Linked DNA regions of Mus musculus: region 2 is linked to region 1. The links are chromatin loops, found by intact Hi-C in ENCODE. Cell type or tissue: left cerebral cortex. All regions are shown on one strand. Each heading gives the region's core, and the rest is flanking DNA. Links, peaks and the distances in the headings are about the cores only. Region 1 has its middle 44 kb from the start of Rlim. Region 2 holds the start of Gm53059 (predicted gene, 53059).

What was found. Peaks named below come from ENCODE experiments on the same cell type or tissue, not always from the same donor. Only the 100,000 strongest peaks of a DNase experiment are listed, where the experiment ranks them.
Region 2: a loop joins it to region 1, with 5 times the contacts of the local background. A loop is called at or near these places in 3 of 42 quality-filtered maps.

Annotation. Positions count from the first base shown.
Region 1 is chrX:103,933,132-103,941,466 of GRCm38, reverse strand. No RefSeq gene overlaps it. Among named protein-coding and RNA genes, the nearest start is that of Rlim, 44 kb to the left of the region's middle. In left cerebral cortex, for the core only: a CTCF peak has its summit at 3,927 (motif pointing right); a DNase peak (open chromatin) is centred at 3,938.
Region 2 is chrX:103,690,631-103,698,965 of GRCm38, reverse strand. Slc16a2 (solute carrier family 16 (monocarboxylic acid transporters), member 2) reads left to right here. Exons shown (of 6, transcript NM_009197.2): 6 at 1-1,552. It overlaps Gm53059 (predicted gene, 53059), which reads right to left and starts at 4,414. Exons shown (of 3, transcript NR_168947.2): 1 at 4,307-4,414; 2 at 2,991-3,178. In left cerebral cortex, for the core only: a CTCF peak has its summit at 3,060; DNase peaks (open chromatin) are centred at 3,917, 4,968, 5,307, 5,959 and 4 more places; H3K4me3 peaks cover 1,125 bases; H3K27ac peaks cover 1,742 bases.

The DNA of each region.
Region 1 (8,335 bases), core at 25-8,024:
TATGTAAAAATTAATAAAAGCCTTGATTATAATTTTAAAATTTAAAAGCTTCCCCCAAATTTAAAATCATTCTTGAGAGGTATGTTTCAATTGTAGCCATTGTGATATTGGAGGTGGGTTTTTTTCCTGTTTGTTAGTCATAGTTTGTGTTTCAGTAATTACAACTTCGTTTGTCTTTTTTCTGTTGTGCAGACCCCACCAAAGATGGTCAGTTCAACCCAGTTTATAACCAACTGACACTATTCCAGATGGCTGGGGTCACACCCAAGTATCTGGAGAGCCAGGTGTGGCCCTGAGTGTCCAGAGCACATGACTCTTAAGGCAAAAATCAAGTCAGGATATCTCTCCCACGGCAGCTGCAGTGGGCTTCCCAGAAGCAAGCAATTTAACAGAAGCTAAGGTAATCGTTTAGCTGGAGGGGTTTCTGCACAAACAGGTTGAGATACGTAGCTAAGATATCTTGACCTTTGGTTTCTAGAAGAGAGTTTGGGAATTTTCCATGGGGTTCTTTAGGAGATAAAATCCTAGTTAAACCTGAATTGACGTCAGCAATGGCAAATGGTGGAGGACCTCTGCACTGTCTTGCACGTCACATTTCTACAGGCTCTTGGCTATACTTTTTTCTCTCTTTTGTTCAATCTGTTGCTTCCTGTATTTTGCTTAGGTTTGGTCTTCTACATATGAATTATTTTAGCCTCTTTAGATCACGGAAAGTTTTTCTTTTTTCCATTATGGCAGGTACTTTTGTTTGGTACAGTAGTTTAGGTTGATAGTCATGGCGTCCTACATATTCTGTACGTTCTCTTACTGTGCTTTAATTTTTTTTTATTCTCTGGAAAAAAATTTATGATTCTTCTTTTAAATTCTGTGTCCTGGAGTTCATCTTGTTATTTTTTACTAAAGAACTTTTCTATAGGACTAGGCGAAATGGTTCAAGACATTCTGTCTTGTACATTCATATTTTTTTGTGTGTTTGCAATGTGACCTGGCCATATAGATTTCTTTCTTTGGTTACGTGCCTGATGTGAGATTATACCCATGATGCCTTAGATTCGACCAGTGCAGGAGTTCATGACAGGGGTTAGACCAGATAAAACTAGTGCGTAGGTTGCTTGATTGGATCTACAGCAGGCGCAGCTGCTGTGTAAGCCTTTGGGACTGTAAAGGCCTGTGGGTGCGGAAGTTGCAGTAGGGTAGAGAGAAGGGAGAGAAACGGGAGTAGGGAAAAGGGACCATCAGGCAGAGCCAGTTTGTAGGTCATGGGTCTGCAGTTAGGCCTGTGAGTGTGAGAATGGTGGGGCTATAGTCAGACTATTTACCAGCTCTTGTGCACACATGGGCACTGATTGAGGCCATTCTCTGCCTTTTGAAAGACTGAGAAAATAAGCTGCAGAAACCTTGGTTGTCTTCCTCCATCTTCCCCTCATGTTATTTTCAGTTCGTGCTAATGGTATCTTTGATTTTTCAGTGCTTTAAAAGTAATTATCTACACCAGCCAAGGAGTATACATGGAGGGATTCATGACTCCAGATACATACATAGCAGAGGATGGCCTTATCTAACAGAAACAGGAGGGAGGCCCTTGGTCCTGTGGAGGTTTGATGCCCCAACGTAGGGAGATGCTGGAGCGGTGGGGCAATAGAGTGTGGGTGGATGGGTGAGCACCTTCATGGAGGCAAAGGGGAGGGTGGAGGATGGATGTGGGATGGGGGGGGGTTGTGGAAGGGTAACTGGGAAGGGGAATATCATTTGATATGTAAATGAATGGAATAATTAATTTTAAAAACGTTGGGCTGTAGAGATGGCTCAGTGGTTAAGAGCACTGGCTTTTTGCTCTTCCAGAGGTCCTGAGTTCAATTCCCAGCAACCACATGGTGTCTCACAACCATCTGTAATGGGATCTGATGCCCTCTTTTGGTGTGTCTGAAGACAGTGACAGTGTACTCACATATATGAAATAAAATTAAAATTAAAATTAAAAAGTAATTGTCTAGCATACATTATCCATTTGCCTAGTTTAGGCTCTAATGCCCGATAAAATAATGCCAGTTTTAGACCCAGATCATGGGATCATGTTTTATGGCAGCATACCATTGTAATTCTAGCACTTGGAAGTTGAAGGAGGAGGATTGCAAATTTAGGGCAGTCTAAGGCTACATAGTAAAGACTCCCTCTTAATAAATCAACAGAAACATGTAAGTTTTGATCCTGGAAACCTGAGTGATGGGATTCCCAGCTGACGCCTTTGGAGATGACTTGAATATCTACCCACAAGAGTTCTATAGAGAACATTCTATGATGTAAAGCAGATACTCTTTCCATTCACCACCTCAAGACAGAGTCATCTTACTACTATTGAAGGAGAACTTCCTGAGTGGCCTTGATTGAGAAAGGGAGCCAGAGAGATGGGGCTTGGTTGGTAAATGAGCCATGTCCTGAAATGTATCACATACTTGTGTGTTAGCTATTGGGTCTTTTCGCAGCCATTTAAAAAACACTCATAATAATATGGAGGCAATTGAATATTTGTACTCTATCAGTAAAATAAAATTAAAGGTTAAGCAACATGTCTCCCTGAAATTATTGATCTTGAAAAAAACATTTGAGATCTAAGCATGGTGGTATGCACCTATAATCTCGGCATTTGAAACACTGGAGTCAAGAGGATCAAGAAGGGTTCAAGGTCATCTTTGGTTATATAATCAACTTCATGAGACTTTGTCTCAAAAACAAACAAATATTTGGAATGTAAGTTCCCAGAACTGTCACTGGTGCAGAGAGTAATATGGTGAAAAACAAAACAAACAAAACAACCAAACAGAGGCCTTTGCCTTCAATATAAGGCATTTCTACTGCAGCAAGTGAGATAATACAATTGTAAGTACAAACTCAGACAGTGAGGTAAGGAAAATAAAATGTGATATTATTGTGACTGAAATGGGTCCTTTTTTGAACTGACATAAGTTGATATCTAACCGAATCCAAGGAGACAAGACATCTATGCCTCTGGGAATGAGCTTGACTCTCTAATTGGAAGGAAGAAAGGGGAGTGGACTGAAGAGGAAAATCAATAAAATCTAAAGGGGGGGTGGCAGTTTGTGAGGTTTCACAGGTCAGGGAGAAGAGGTAAGAGTTTATTCTGGGGCTGGTGAGATGGCTCAGTAGGTAAGAGCACTGACTGCTCTTCCAAAGGTCCTGGGGTCAAATCCCAGCAACCACATGGTGGCTCACAACCATCTGTAATGAGATCTGACGCCCTCTTCTGGTGTGTCTGAAGACAGCTACAGTGTACTTATGTATAATAATAAATAATCTTTGGGCCGGAGGGAGCAGGAACTGAGTGAGCGGAGGTCCTAAAATTCAATTGCTAACAACCACATGAAGGTTCACAACCACCTGTACAGCTACAGTGTACTCATATACATAAAATAAATAAATAACTCTTTTAAAAAAGTTTAAAAACAGAGTTTATTCTGAAACGAGGTGTTTGGAGTGCCTTAAACATGAATGGGACTAGAGTGCTCCAACTTCAGGAACTGCTGAATAGCAAATTGGGGTTAGAAGACATATCTGACACAAACGCCGCCGAATGACACTATGGAAAAAGCACTGCCCCTCCCTTAGCTATCCTTTTCTATGTCCAGGTGGAAGCGTCCAGAGGATGGCTGCAGGGCTGCTGGATTAAGACCTAGTGCCCTAGGCTTTTGATTTCTCTTCCCAGGGTTCTTTGCTTTCCTAAGGAAGTTGGTTCATGTGATTCGTGTGCACAACAGCACGGTTATTTGTTCTTTTAGTGTAATATGATTCGGGTGATCTTTTCCTGTCAGCACTGAGGACATTCTCAGATCAAGGAATCTATTATCACAATAAAAAATTAAACAAGCTTCTCACTAGCAGGAAATTCTTACTCTGGCTTTTATTTACTGTACCTCTAGGGGGCAGGCTTGCCTAGCTAAGAAACCAAAAGAGCTGGGTAGTCTCTTTTTGCCTATTCCTCTATTATTTATTGAGAATAACTAGAGCAAAAGAATTTTTTGTGCAATTATATATATATCTTTTATAGAATCAGTGTCTTCTTAAATTTATAACTGCAGTTTTTGAAATGATTTTCAGATAATTTAGATTTTCTATACTATAGAATAGAAACTATACAGTATTGCATTTAATATTAACAAGTACATTTCAGACAGTGTCACTAGTTGTATAAAACCTTTAAGAGGGATTCATTTTAGGATTCAACATTTAATTTAAATTCCTTATATTTTCAAAACAGAGTTCCTCTGTGTAGCTCTTCCTGTCCTGGAACTCATTCTGTAGACCAAGCTAGCCTCAAACTCAGAGATCCTTGCCTATATATCCAGAGAGTGCTGGGATTAAAGACGTACATCATTTTTCCTGGCATGAAGTACAATTTAAAGAAGTAGGTAATATACTCCTAAGACAGACTCCTCCTAGATCCACCCCTACCTCCCTTTATGTTCCCTACCTATTCACCTTCATGTTCTCTCTCCTAAAAACCCTGGAGTCATGTTCATTTTGGCCAACTACTGTTGGGTGTAGAGGCTGCCATGAAGTATAGTTGAACTACTGGAAGTCCCAGCATTAAATAAAGCAGATTCTCTCCCCAGCAGTTATCAAATACCAATAGTTTTTCATCTACGAGTAAGACTTCAGGCCAACTCCCCCCTCCATCTCTAAGCTAGGATATTTTTCTGGCTTGAACTTCTGTATACTATCACAATCTCTGTGGGTTAATACATATATCTGCTTTGTTCTGTCCAGCCCCCCCCCAAAGTCATCTACCACATTTGGTTCTTACCATCTTTGCATCCTTCCTCTTCAATGATCCCTGAGCCTCAAGGGGATAGGTGTAATGTAGAAATCCTATTTAATGAGCACTTGTAAGTCTTTTATTCTCTGCATGTCGACCGGTTGTGGGTTTCTGTGTTTATTGCTATCTGCTACAAGAAGAGGCTTATTGATGGGAGATGAGAGATCCTCTGATCCATTAGAAGCCATTTTCATGCTATGCTCACTTACCAGAATAATACTAGTAAGTTTCCCCTTAGGACTCATTTTTTAATTTTTAAAACTTTTAAAAACATTTTAAACATTTTATTTATTTTATGTATATGAGTAGACTGTAGCTGTCTTCAGACACACCGGAAGAGGGCACAGATCTCATTGCAGATGGTTGTGAACTACCATGTGGTTGCTGGAAATTGAACTCAGGAACTCAGGAAGAAGAGTCAGTGCTCTTAACCACTGAGCCATCTCTCCAGCTCCCCTTAGGACTCTTGACCTATATAAATACATGTTCTTAGCCTCATCAACAGTTAGGTATGGGATCTCTCTCATGTAGCAGGTATTAAATTTACTCAGAAAGTAGTTGGATACCTCTATAGCATTCTTGTTAGTATTTCTTCAGTGGGCATAGCTTGCCAAAAAGGTTATTATTGTAGCTCTCAGATGTATAAGTTGAGGAGATGGCCACTCCAAGGTATGGTTGAGGGAATGTTTTTATTGTAGATATGAGGAAGAGTACAGCCAGGGGACATCTGGAGGAGTCTAGAGCAGAGAGATAAAGTAGACTGAACAGGGCCAGCAAACTGGACATGGACATGGTTATCCACGAGAGAGGGGAGAATAGCAGGGGGTGGATAATGGAGACAACATAGTGAGAAAAGCAGGAGCAGAGAAGAAAGATAAAAATAGCAAGAATAGCTGGGATATAAGGAGAATGAGTATCTGGCAGGAGAGAAGCCTATGAGCTGGAAGGAGTTTAGGGTATGCAGGAGATGAGAAGGGCTAGACTCTGAAATATGTAGCAGGTACTTGTGATGCTGCAGGAGCCTGGAGGCCAGCATGAGCCTTGATATGGTGATAGGTACCATTTGTCCCTTCTGCCAAAGGTAAGGGAAATTACTCCTTTTAGCAAATAAGAATCAGTTTCATGAGTTGTGAGGAATGTTGGCTTCTATATAACCACCAGAAATCCTCCTATAGTCTAGATTGAACCCATTTCTGGGTATTTGGGCTGTGGTTTGGAGTTTGGGGAAATGGAGTTTCCTTTGGACCTACCACTTAGTTTCAGGAGTTGTGTTGCAGATGTTTTCATTTGGCACTCCATTATCAGTTTTGTGTTGTTGTTGTTGTTGTTGTATTTTTACCAGTTGTGGTTTTCTACATTGGTCTTTGTCTGCTCCAAAGAGAGGCTTCATTGATGAGGAGTGAGAACTGCACTTTTCTGTGGGTATAAAGCTAAGTATTTAGAATATGGTTAGGAAGAATTGAGTTCATCCAGACAAGTGGCAGTAAGCTCTCTTCTAAGATCCATGACCACACTAGCCCCGGGCAGTGGTTAGGTTTCCACTACCAGGTACGATTTTCTTCCTGTTGAGTAGGTCTTTATACAATTATACAACTTCTGGTGGATGTCAAGATATGAGTGCCACTATTACATCCTTAGGAATGCTTTGCCATGCTGATCATTGTGGTTTGGTGGCACCACAGCTGTGTAGGAACCTTGATTGTGTCACCTTGGCAGCTCTCATAAAATCTTTTGGGACCACGAAAACTTGTCAGATACAGCTCAAATCTTCTGAGTCTTGCCTCTGCAAAACATGTCTTCAGCAAAAGGGACTTATCTTCAGCCTCTGTGAGGAAACCAAGGGCAACAAATCGCTGACAAATGGAGTATCCTCTACTCTGCATATCAGCTCCTGGGTTTTTATCTTTTTTTTTTATAATAAAGAAAGAGTTTCACAGTTGTATTTTTCTCCCTTGTGGCTAATTTAAGATTCCAGTTATTTAAGGAGCCAGAGATGAAAGCCTACATTATTTTGGGAGTCTCTTTGACTTCCTTGACCACAACTCAAAAAGGTTTCTCAGGCCTGGCACTTATTTTTTGTTAGTCTATGGCTTTTAGAAGGAGCATTGCTAACCATGGTGGTTATATTTTCATTTAAACTACGTATGTAAACACATACATATTTTACATATTATGTGTTGTAACTAAGGGCTTTTCACCCTAGTTCCTGAATAATAATTTGAGGGCTACTTATGTATGAATAAATGCCTAGGCCATAAGCTTTGGCTCATTCCTTAAGTAGCTCGAACTTATACATGTTTATTCTAGACTATGTCTGCCACTTGGTTAATTACCTCTTCTCAGTTTCATCTCTCTTTCTCCTCTGAATCAAGGGCAAAAACTCCCCTTATGTGACTCCTCCCAGTGTTCCAGCCTCTCCACTAGAACTCCCTTCTCTTATTTACTGCCTTTTGCCAATAGGTTATCAGCTTTTTACTGATGGGTAATGCTTTCATTCACATAGTACACAAGAGATTCTCTCTACAATATGTAATTTAGGTAAATATATGATTTCAATGACTTCACTCTGATATTCTCCTCCTCATTCCTCCCCCCCCCCAAACCCCCATGGTCCCGTTTTACTTTCCTGGCTTTGACAATTACTGTAGGCTATATACTCACATATGATGACTGTGAGTTACAAACTCCAATGTGAGTGGTTTTGTCTCTCAAAGTTTGGATTACATCACTCAATATGATCTTTTCTAGTTTTACCCATTTGCCTAAAATTTTATGACTTCATTGTTCTTTACAGCAGAAATAGTATTCCATAGTGTATATGTACCATAATTTTGTTGTCCATTTATCAGTTGAAGGACTTTTAGGTTGTTTCCATTTCCTAGCCATTGTAACTAACACAGAAATGAACATGGCTGAGCAAGTATCTATGTAGTAGGATGTTGAATGGATCAGAGGAAGCCTTGAGTGAATAGTCTTGAACAAATGTGTATTTTGACACAGTCACAGACTACTCATCTACAGAGCCCTCCTGTAGTGACTAGCTAACCATTTCCTCTTGTGCTGTACCAAGTTGTAAATTGTGAGGGTAATGTTAGCAGTTAGAGAACCCTGATGGATCCCAACTTCACTATATGTGTGTTTGTTTGTCTGTTCTTCTTCACTTTGTTACCATCTGTTGTCAGTTTTCTTTCTGGGTACCCAAGCCTTTTGGGCAAACTTCCTAATGCTGTAAAGTTTTAACATACTTCCTCATGTTGTGGTGACCCACCCCCAACCATAAAATCATTTTGTTGGTACTTAATAACTAATTTTGCTAGTGTTTTGAGTCATAATATAAATATCTGATATGCGGGATGGTCTTAGACAACCCCTGTGAACCAGTTCTTTGACCCCTGAAATGGGTCACAACCCATTGGTTGGTCGAGAACTGCTGCTCCTGGGTATCAGCAAATGGTTTGCAAACGAGGACCTGGAAGTAAACATCTGAGTGACAGGGAACTCATT
Region 2 (8,335 bases), core at 28-8,027, 240 kb after region 1:
TGGAAGAGCAGGCTATCGCATAGGGATGGGAATCTTCAACACTACAGAGTTCCATGTACCAGTCACTGATTTTGACAGATTAACCAAGAGGCCTTCCCAGTTTCCCATCCTTCCCACCTGTCAAATGTGAAGAAACTCTTCTCATCTCATGAAACACAGGAGGAAAGATGTCAGTGCACTGGCATTAGAGGAGATGCTACGGTTAACGGTTTGGGGAAGGACCAACTCCTCCGTCTCTCATTTTTCATAAGAGGTCAATATTTCCACCTGGGCCAGGCCAAGAAATGAACTGCTTTAAGGAAAAAAAAAAAAAAAACCTCATTCTGTACCTGGATCTCCAAATGACATAGGCAACAACTGCACGTAGGGGTTGGATAATTTCTTTTCAGAAGGGGAAGCCACCCTAGCCTTTACCACCCACCCAGTCTGTCCCCCATTCTAGGCATCCTGGACCACTCTGCTGAGTGGGCATTATAGGTGCCAGAAAAAGTAGGCTCTGGACCACCATCATCCCTTTGAAGTTGGTGCCAGATATTTTCCTACATCCAGGCTCTGGGCAACAGTCTTACTGAAGCACATTCCAAGTGCCCCTGGCCAGAGGCAAAGGGCACTGCCAGCCTCGTCCAGTTGTACGGCTCACCTCATTAGGGACTCAGCCTCTCTCCTCCCTGTTTCTCTCTCTCTGTCTTTGTTTATTGTGTTCCTGTACCAACCTTTTATCATCTTTTTGCCAGGCATCCTGGCTGTTACTTGGACCCAACAATAACTTGCCACCCCAAGCTAGGGTCATCCCAAGGCCAGGAAGATGAGGTTGCTCTGAGGGGCTCCAAAGAATACAATGGTCCCCACACATGAGTTTTTCCGTTACTAACAGGCAGCTGGGGCATAGTTGGCCTCTGATGTTTCATTCAAGGCCAAAGTCCTGAGCCCCCCTCTGCTGGTCCCAATCCAGCTCTTATCAACTCCCCAAAGGAAAACCCATTGGTTCTTGGCTCTGAGGACAGGAAGGGGTGGAGTCACTGTCCTGTCAACTCAAGCATCTATGGAACAGGAGAAGCTGGGCCCCAGGAGCCCTGCGACTCCCAGGAGAGGCCATTGAAAATACTGAAGCAACAATGCTTCCACTTCCATTTCTCCTTACCCCACCCCCTCCAGGCCACTTAGGGGGTAGGGGGCAGAATAAGTGTGCAGGGCCTCCTTTGTTGCTCATGGCTGGACAGCTCTAAAGAGTCAGGCTGCCACTCACTTCTCTCCAGATGATGGAAAGACATTCACAGGTCCCAGATCTGCCCATTCAGGTGTCACCTAACATTGGCAGGGTGTCAATTTACTTTTTTATTTTTCACAAATGCGTGTGTGCACGTGTGGGCTTGTGTGCTTTCCGAGAGAATGTTGTTTGGCCAAAGCAGCACAGTATTAATATTTAGAGTAGGAAGCAGCCTCTTAGGTACCACAGTTAAAAACTAAGAGAACGAACAAAATTTCAGAGCTTGAGACCTGGGACATTTAAATCCTCAAGGGGTTTGGAACAAAATAAACAGATCTAAATGTCTGGTTTGAGTGTGTACATTGTCTACAAGGGCGTAATAGTTTTAACCTGATCAACAGCAGGAAATTTAGCTTCCCAGGTGAAGTTTCATTCCAAACAGTATTTCTGCCTGGTTCTCTGTGCTCTGGGGAAGCTGACGGTGGAAGAGAGAAACTGAGGGAAAACTGTTTCAGATGGAAATTTTGTATGGTCCCCTTTAATGGGAAAAGTGGTTACTTCACAAGATGAGAACATCTTACTGGCTGAGTTAGAATGGAGGCCCTGTCAAGGCTAGGCTACCACCTCAAGAGAAAGGTGACACACTGCAAATTCACAAATACAATGGACCGCCATCTGTCCTCCTTTATTTTATTGCTGGGCTACTTAATGATGTTAGAATAGCTCAGTTACACAACCCCACAGGCACAGTCTGGAACAAAAGGGGATACATGAGAGAGACAAGACTGTCGAAGCCAAGAGCGACCCTAAAGTCACTTTTTATCTCGATCTGAAATGGGGAATCTCCATGAGGCTTAGGAAGGGGCTCTTACAGATCCACAGTTCATCAGTGACAAGGAAAGCTAAGGACTTGTCCACTTCATTCACTATGTAGCGTGTTCATTTCCAAAGGAGTATCAGCGGGAAAACTAAAAGTTGAGCAAATTTTCACTTTCAGCACACTCCTTCTCCACCATTATCCTCCCTCCTAAGCAGCTCGGAACCCTGGTACCCTCCCTCCCGGCCACTCTAGACCTTTCTGACGCCTTGGCCTTAGAAACCTGACTCCACCAAGTGTTCTTCCACTCCCAACCACCCAAAAGGTACAAATAAAATGCAGCTCCCTCTGTCCCTGGACTAGACAGAGAAGGAACAAAGACAAAGAACTGGTTTCCTTTGAGAAAGGATGCTTTACCACCCAGCTCTTGACTATTCTTGTTTCTCCTTGCTCAGTGCAGACACCCTTGGGTTGCTGGCCTCCTCGCCTCCTCCCACTAAGGCTAATTACTCTGTCTCAATGCCAGACCCCAAGCTCTCTCACCCAAGATCCTCTGCCCGTTCTGTGCCTCCTCCAGACCCCCGCCCCGCCCCTCCTCCCGCCCCCAGGGCTCAGTCTGTGTTTGATCACTAAGAATCATTAGATTTCAAAGCTGTAGAATCCCATAATTTTTTTATGAGCATATGCTCTTCCCCCGGGGCCTTTTCATGTCTGAAAAGGCAACGAGCAGCTCCCTACGACTTCTCCACAGAAACAGAGCAGGCCAGCTGACAGGGATTACAATTTCCAGTGTCTGACAGCTGGTACCAGAAGAGAGTGGGCGCTGCTCAAAACAAGAAGCTTAAAGCAAGTTGTGAAATTCTGATAAGCTAAAACAGCAGTAGTAAAGAGCTCAGGAGAAAAAAAAAAAAAAAGAACGGGGGGAGGGGGGCGGACGGGGGGGGGGGGCGGAGAAGGGTTGAATACCTTCTTCCCTTCTAAGGGGTGAGGAAGTTGTGCTTCAAAATGGCTTTAGATGCTTGCCTTTCAGCTCTCTCTAGCGGTCACCAGACACACGGCTTCATGGCTGGATTTTCTGGTCATATCAGTGTCAGCAGTGTTGCAGTGTTTCCTAGAGACCTGCTGTGTGTCTGGCACGCTGCAGAGCCAGAGAACTTAAGGCATGAAAGGAATAGAATGAGACACAATGATTAAGACACAGAAGGAATTTGTTCTATCATCTTTGCAAAGGAGGACATCTTTCCTTCTCAGAGTCGGTGTGGCCTGTTACATACCAATACTGGCGCCAAAATTTAGTCCTCTCCGGGACAGGAAAGGGCCCACCACGCCCCCACCCAGACCGAGGCGCCCCACGCCCTCCCTCTCCACTCCCTGCTTCAGACCTCCGGGGCCAATCGCCCGGAAGAACTACCCGCGCCTCAGCGTCGGTTTCCTGCTGAGTCCCAGTCGGATAAAATTAGCCCATTGCTCTCCTCTGACAAGTGTTGGAGCCACAGTAAAGCGGGGGAGGGGCGGAGCCGAGCCGGATGCTCACCGCCAGGCTCCCTCCCCGCTGCCCATCCGCACCACCTGTCGCGTGCGCTCGAGGGCCGCAGCCTCCCGACTGCCCAACTGACCCGCGGGGCGACCCTCGCCCTGCTCTCCTTCCCCACCACACCCACCCCGTGCGTTCCCTCAGTGGCCAGTAGCACAGAGCCAGGGCTGCACGTTGCTCTGTGACATCGCCCCTGAGCCCTGCACCCTGGGACCATCTAGTTGTGCAGGCAGCGCAGGGGACGCGGCTAGGGCTGCGTCCTAGTCTCGGGCAAAACGGGAGGCGGGACATTGACTCCGGCTGCTCGGCAGACCTGGGTCCTCTCCCCAGTCCTGGAGAGATGACAAGCCTTGAGTCGTACCAGGGAGGGGCATCTACTCTCCAGCTCCTCCTGGGGGAAGAGAGTCCAGGAGCAGCCCCACACCTCAGCCCTGTGGGCACACAGCAGCTGCCACAGGTCCCAGCTCCGCTCCTCCAAGGTGATCCGCCTCCTCCACCCTGCCCACCACCGCCCCTGCCATCTCCACTAATATTTGCGGTGACCACGGTGCCCCACACCCTGTATCTCCAGCCCTCGTTGTGATCCTGGATGGGTCTTCGGAGAACCCCTTCCAACGCGTCTGCTCCGGTCACCACGCAGGGTGCTAAATGGACACTGCAAGCAAAGGGCCTGAATATGAGTCTCGGCTGAAAGTTCCAAGTCTCCTGCCAGGGACAGCCATCGTCCTCCATGCATTCCTCACCTTACCTGCAATTCAGGCAGGCCCCATGCCCTCTCCATCCAGGTCTGCCCGGCGGCCTGCTTCTGCTAAGACTGGAAGACCTAGCCTTCAGTCACTCCACTGCAGCCTCAACTGTCCCAGAGGGCGTGGGGCGCCTCGGTCTGGGTGGGGGCGTGGTGGGCCCTTTCCTGTCCCGATAGTTGGATAGTTGGAGCATTTCCACAACTCAGGACAGATCCTTCCTAAATTCCCTCAGAAAGTGAGCAACAGCCAGCTGCTCTGAAGTCCCTGAGAGTAAACAGAACTTGCCTGGCTGGGGACCCCTCTTCCAAAGGTAGTACTGAGCCTTGGCAAGTGGGGAGTCACATGTTGCCCTGAAGATAGGCCCTTTTCCCTCTTCTCCTCACTACACATTCCTCCACTAAATCACCACTGACCTGCTCCCTTCAGCCTAGCAGAAGTGACTCCTCAGACACCCCCAACTGCCCCACACTTACCAGGTGTGGGCTCTCCGGAAAGTCCAACTTTTCAGCTTGCTTCTGTCTTGGGCAAAGTCAGTGCTGCCTCCCAGACTGTTCAGCCAGATGTCGGCTGCTTTGTTAGTGCTCAGGCAAGTGCTCCCTTTTTCCTTAGTAACCAAACATGGATCCCTCCTCCCTGTGTGGACAGAGGTTCCCTTTCATGGGAACTAAAGCTCCTTCACCCGTAGACAGGCATTCACAGTTCACACAGTCCTCCCACATCACACTGGATCCTCCACCTATCCTGGGAGACAGCAGCTCTTAGGCCCAATTTACAGGTGGAAAAGCTGAGGCCCAGAATGGGTAGTGAATGTCAGTCAGGTCCTGGACATCCTCTCCTAAGTTCTTGCACCCTATCTCACAGAACATAAGCAAATCCCCTGACTTCCCAGAAAGCCTACGTCCTGCTTCTTGAGTCAGCACCTGCTTCGGCCCTGCCTTCTCAATGCCCCTGAGAAGGCTCTGGACCAGTTCAGTACCCTGGCAAAACTATGGAAGCATGGAGAGTAATAAGAGCTAAGCTAGATTCTGTGTCTTGTATGGCTTGGTATTGACTACCTCATAGGCAACTCACGAATGAAACACTGACAGACGCTGAAGACATAACAGATACACATACAGAAAAGCTGGAATGGGGTGGGCTTTGCTCACTCTAATGGGGAGGAGACACCCATGAACTACTGGGAAATTCAGCCAGTTAACTATGTTCAGCACAAGGAGAAGATTAGTACAGTGAGTACAGGCAGTGGGCTGAGGGGAGCTCTGCAGTCAGGCTATCTACGGAGGATGTGTCTTTCAAATATGCTCATTTTATTCGCATAAACATTCCTTACAATACCATGCTAATAGAAATGTTAGACAGACAGACATCTCACCAGGCAGGGACCAGTTAGTGGGTCAGAAAATGCTGCTGCAGTGTTCCACTGGGGAGTCTTCAGAAGCACTGCAGGCTCAATTCATGACTGCAGTTACGTCCTTCAGCTGTGACAGGCCCAGAGAGATGGCACTGGTGGCGGTCCAGAAGATTCCTTGCAAGTGTCAGCCAGCAGCAGGCGTGTGTGAGCTCAACATGGTGCAAAAAGTTCAAAAGTCACTGAAGCCAGGGCCACACCAGAATTCAGTCTCAAAGTCCTCTTGCTGATGGGTATCAATGCAGAGGCTAGAGAAGCACTGAAGAAAAGCGGTGCTGTCCTAAAGGCCAGATCCAAAGATCCAATTTTTATCGTATTTCATTGAGCAACAGCTTTGCTGTATTGGGGCTCACAGCTTAGGGCTGATACACTAACATATTAATGGCACCCTGAGGTTAGTTCATTAGCACAATCAGTGCCTATTTTGAACTTGGTTGTATCTGAGCTGCCTTGTAACCATCAGAACTTGCCTTAAATGGGAGAGATTAGCCCCTCTCTAAGCTCCCTGGTGACAACTTTCTATGTTACAGGAAGTGCATTATTAGTCTAAGTCACACAAAATGGTTTTACTCGTGTTCACAACAGTTACATGTCTAGGTGGGAGGTAAGGATACAGCCTCTGGCTATAAACATATGGAAGAAGGAAGCTGTGATACATACTTTCTGTACATTGGTTATATTACTCAGGGTTCTCTAGAAAAACAAAACTGAGAGAATTCAGCATCCAAAAGCAGACATGGTGCTGAAGAAGTAGCTGAGAGTTCTACATCCAGATCCACAGGCAAAAGGAAGAGAGACACTGGGATTGGCTCAAGGTTTTGAAACCCAGAAACCCACCCCAATAAGGCCACGCCTACTCCAACTAGGCCACACCTCCTAAACCTTCTCAAGTAATGTAACTCCCTAATGACCAAGCATCCAAATGTATGAGTCTATAGAGGCCATTCTTATTCCAACCACCACTCTGTCTTCCAGGCTCTTTTCAAACTGAAGATTAACACTCCAAAAACAGCTTCTTGTGCTTTGCTGCCTCAATTCTCATTCCTCAGATCATCATCACTGCAAACTAATTTCCAGGACCTTCCTTGGCTCAAGGATCACCATAAGGCCTTTTGTCTAGGCTTGTTATTGGAGCAAAGCAAAGAAGCTCATGTGGTATCATCTTGAATAAAAATGTTCCCTATAGGCTCATATATGTGAATGCTTCGTCATCAGGAAGTGGCACTATTTGAGAAGGATTAGATAGATTAGGAGGTGTGGCCTTGTTGGAGGAAGTGTGTCGCTGTTGGATGGGTGTTGAGATTTCAAAAGCACATGATTCTCTTTTTCCTCTTACAGATCAGGTTGTAAGTCTCAGCTACTGCTCCAGTGCCTACCTGTATGCCAACTTGCTCCCTGCCATGATCATAATGGGCTAAGTCTCTGAAACTATAAGCAAGCCCCCAATTAAATGTTTTTCTTTATGAGTTGTCTTATGAGTCATAGTGTCTCTTTAAAGCAATACATCACTGGCTAGTATAGCTCATTTTCTTTTTCTCTACTCTATTTTGTTTTCTATTTTCTATTTTCTTTTTTGAAAAAAGAATTATTTTCTTATTTTATTTATATGAGTACACTGTAGCTGTCTTCAGACACAGCAGACAAGAGCATCAGATCCCATTACAGATGGTTGTGAGCCACCATGTGGTTGCCAGGAATTGAACTCAGGACCTCTGAAAGAGCAGTTGGTGCTCTTAACCACTGAACCCTCTCTCTAGACCTCTCTTTTCTATTTTCAAGAACAAGGTTTCTCTGTGTAGCCCTGGCCATTCTGGAACTTGCTTTGTAGACCAGGCTGTCCTCAAACTCAGAGATCTGCCCACCTCTATCTCCCCAGTACTAAGATCAAAGCTTGTGCCTTCACACCTGCTTTAAGAAGCTTATTTTCAAAAGAATTACTATTATATATTTTCCACCTGGTAGCATGCATTCCTTAAGTCTCCTATCCTCCCACATCTTCCTTAATGCTAGAATTTATATTTCCCATACAAACTCAGATGCACCCAGAAGGGTAACCCAACTCCATAGGGAATTTTTGTGAGTTTATAGTTGGGGGCCCATCTACACAGAGATTATCACAACCTCTACCCATCCATGAAACCTTTCTACTCCCTAACCAGAGCACATAGGGTTGATTTGTATTCTCTAGGCTTCTATCATTTCTCTCACTTGTTCACAGATTTATGAGACCAGAAATATGGGAGAAAAATATAAAGTAGCCCACTCTTAGACTCTGAGTAGGTGTACGAGAAATGTCCCTAAAAGAGAACTTCAGCTGGGCGGTGGTGGCACATGCCTTTAATCCCAGCACTTGGGAGTCAAAGACAGGTGAATTTCTGAGTTTGAAGCCAGCCTGGTCTACAGAGTGTATTCCAGGACAGCCAGGGCTATACAGAGAAACCCTGCCTGGAAAGAGAGAGAAAGGGAGGGAGGGAGGGAGGGGGGAGGGAGGGAGGGAGGGAGAGAGAGAGAGAGAGAGAGAGAGAGAGAGAGAGAGAGAGAGAGAGAGAGAGAGAGAACTTCAGCCCTTATACTTTTAAGCTGATATGAATGCCTTGTAGGATCCATTCCTGTGACTCTCCCA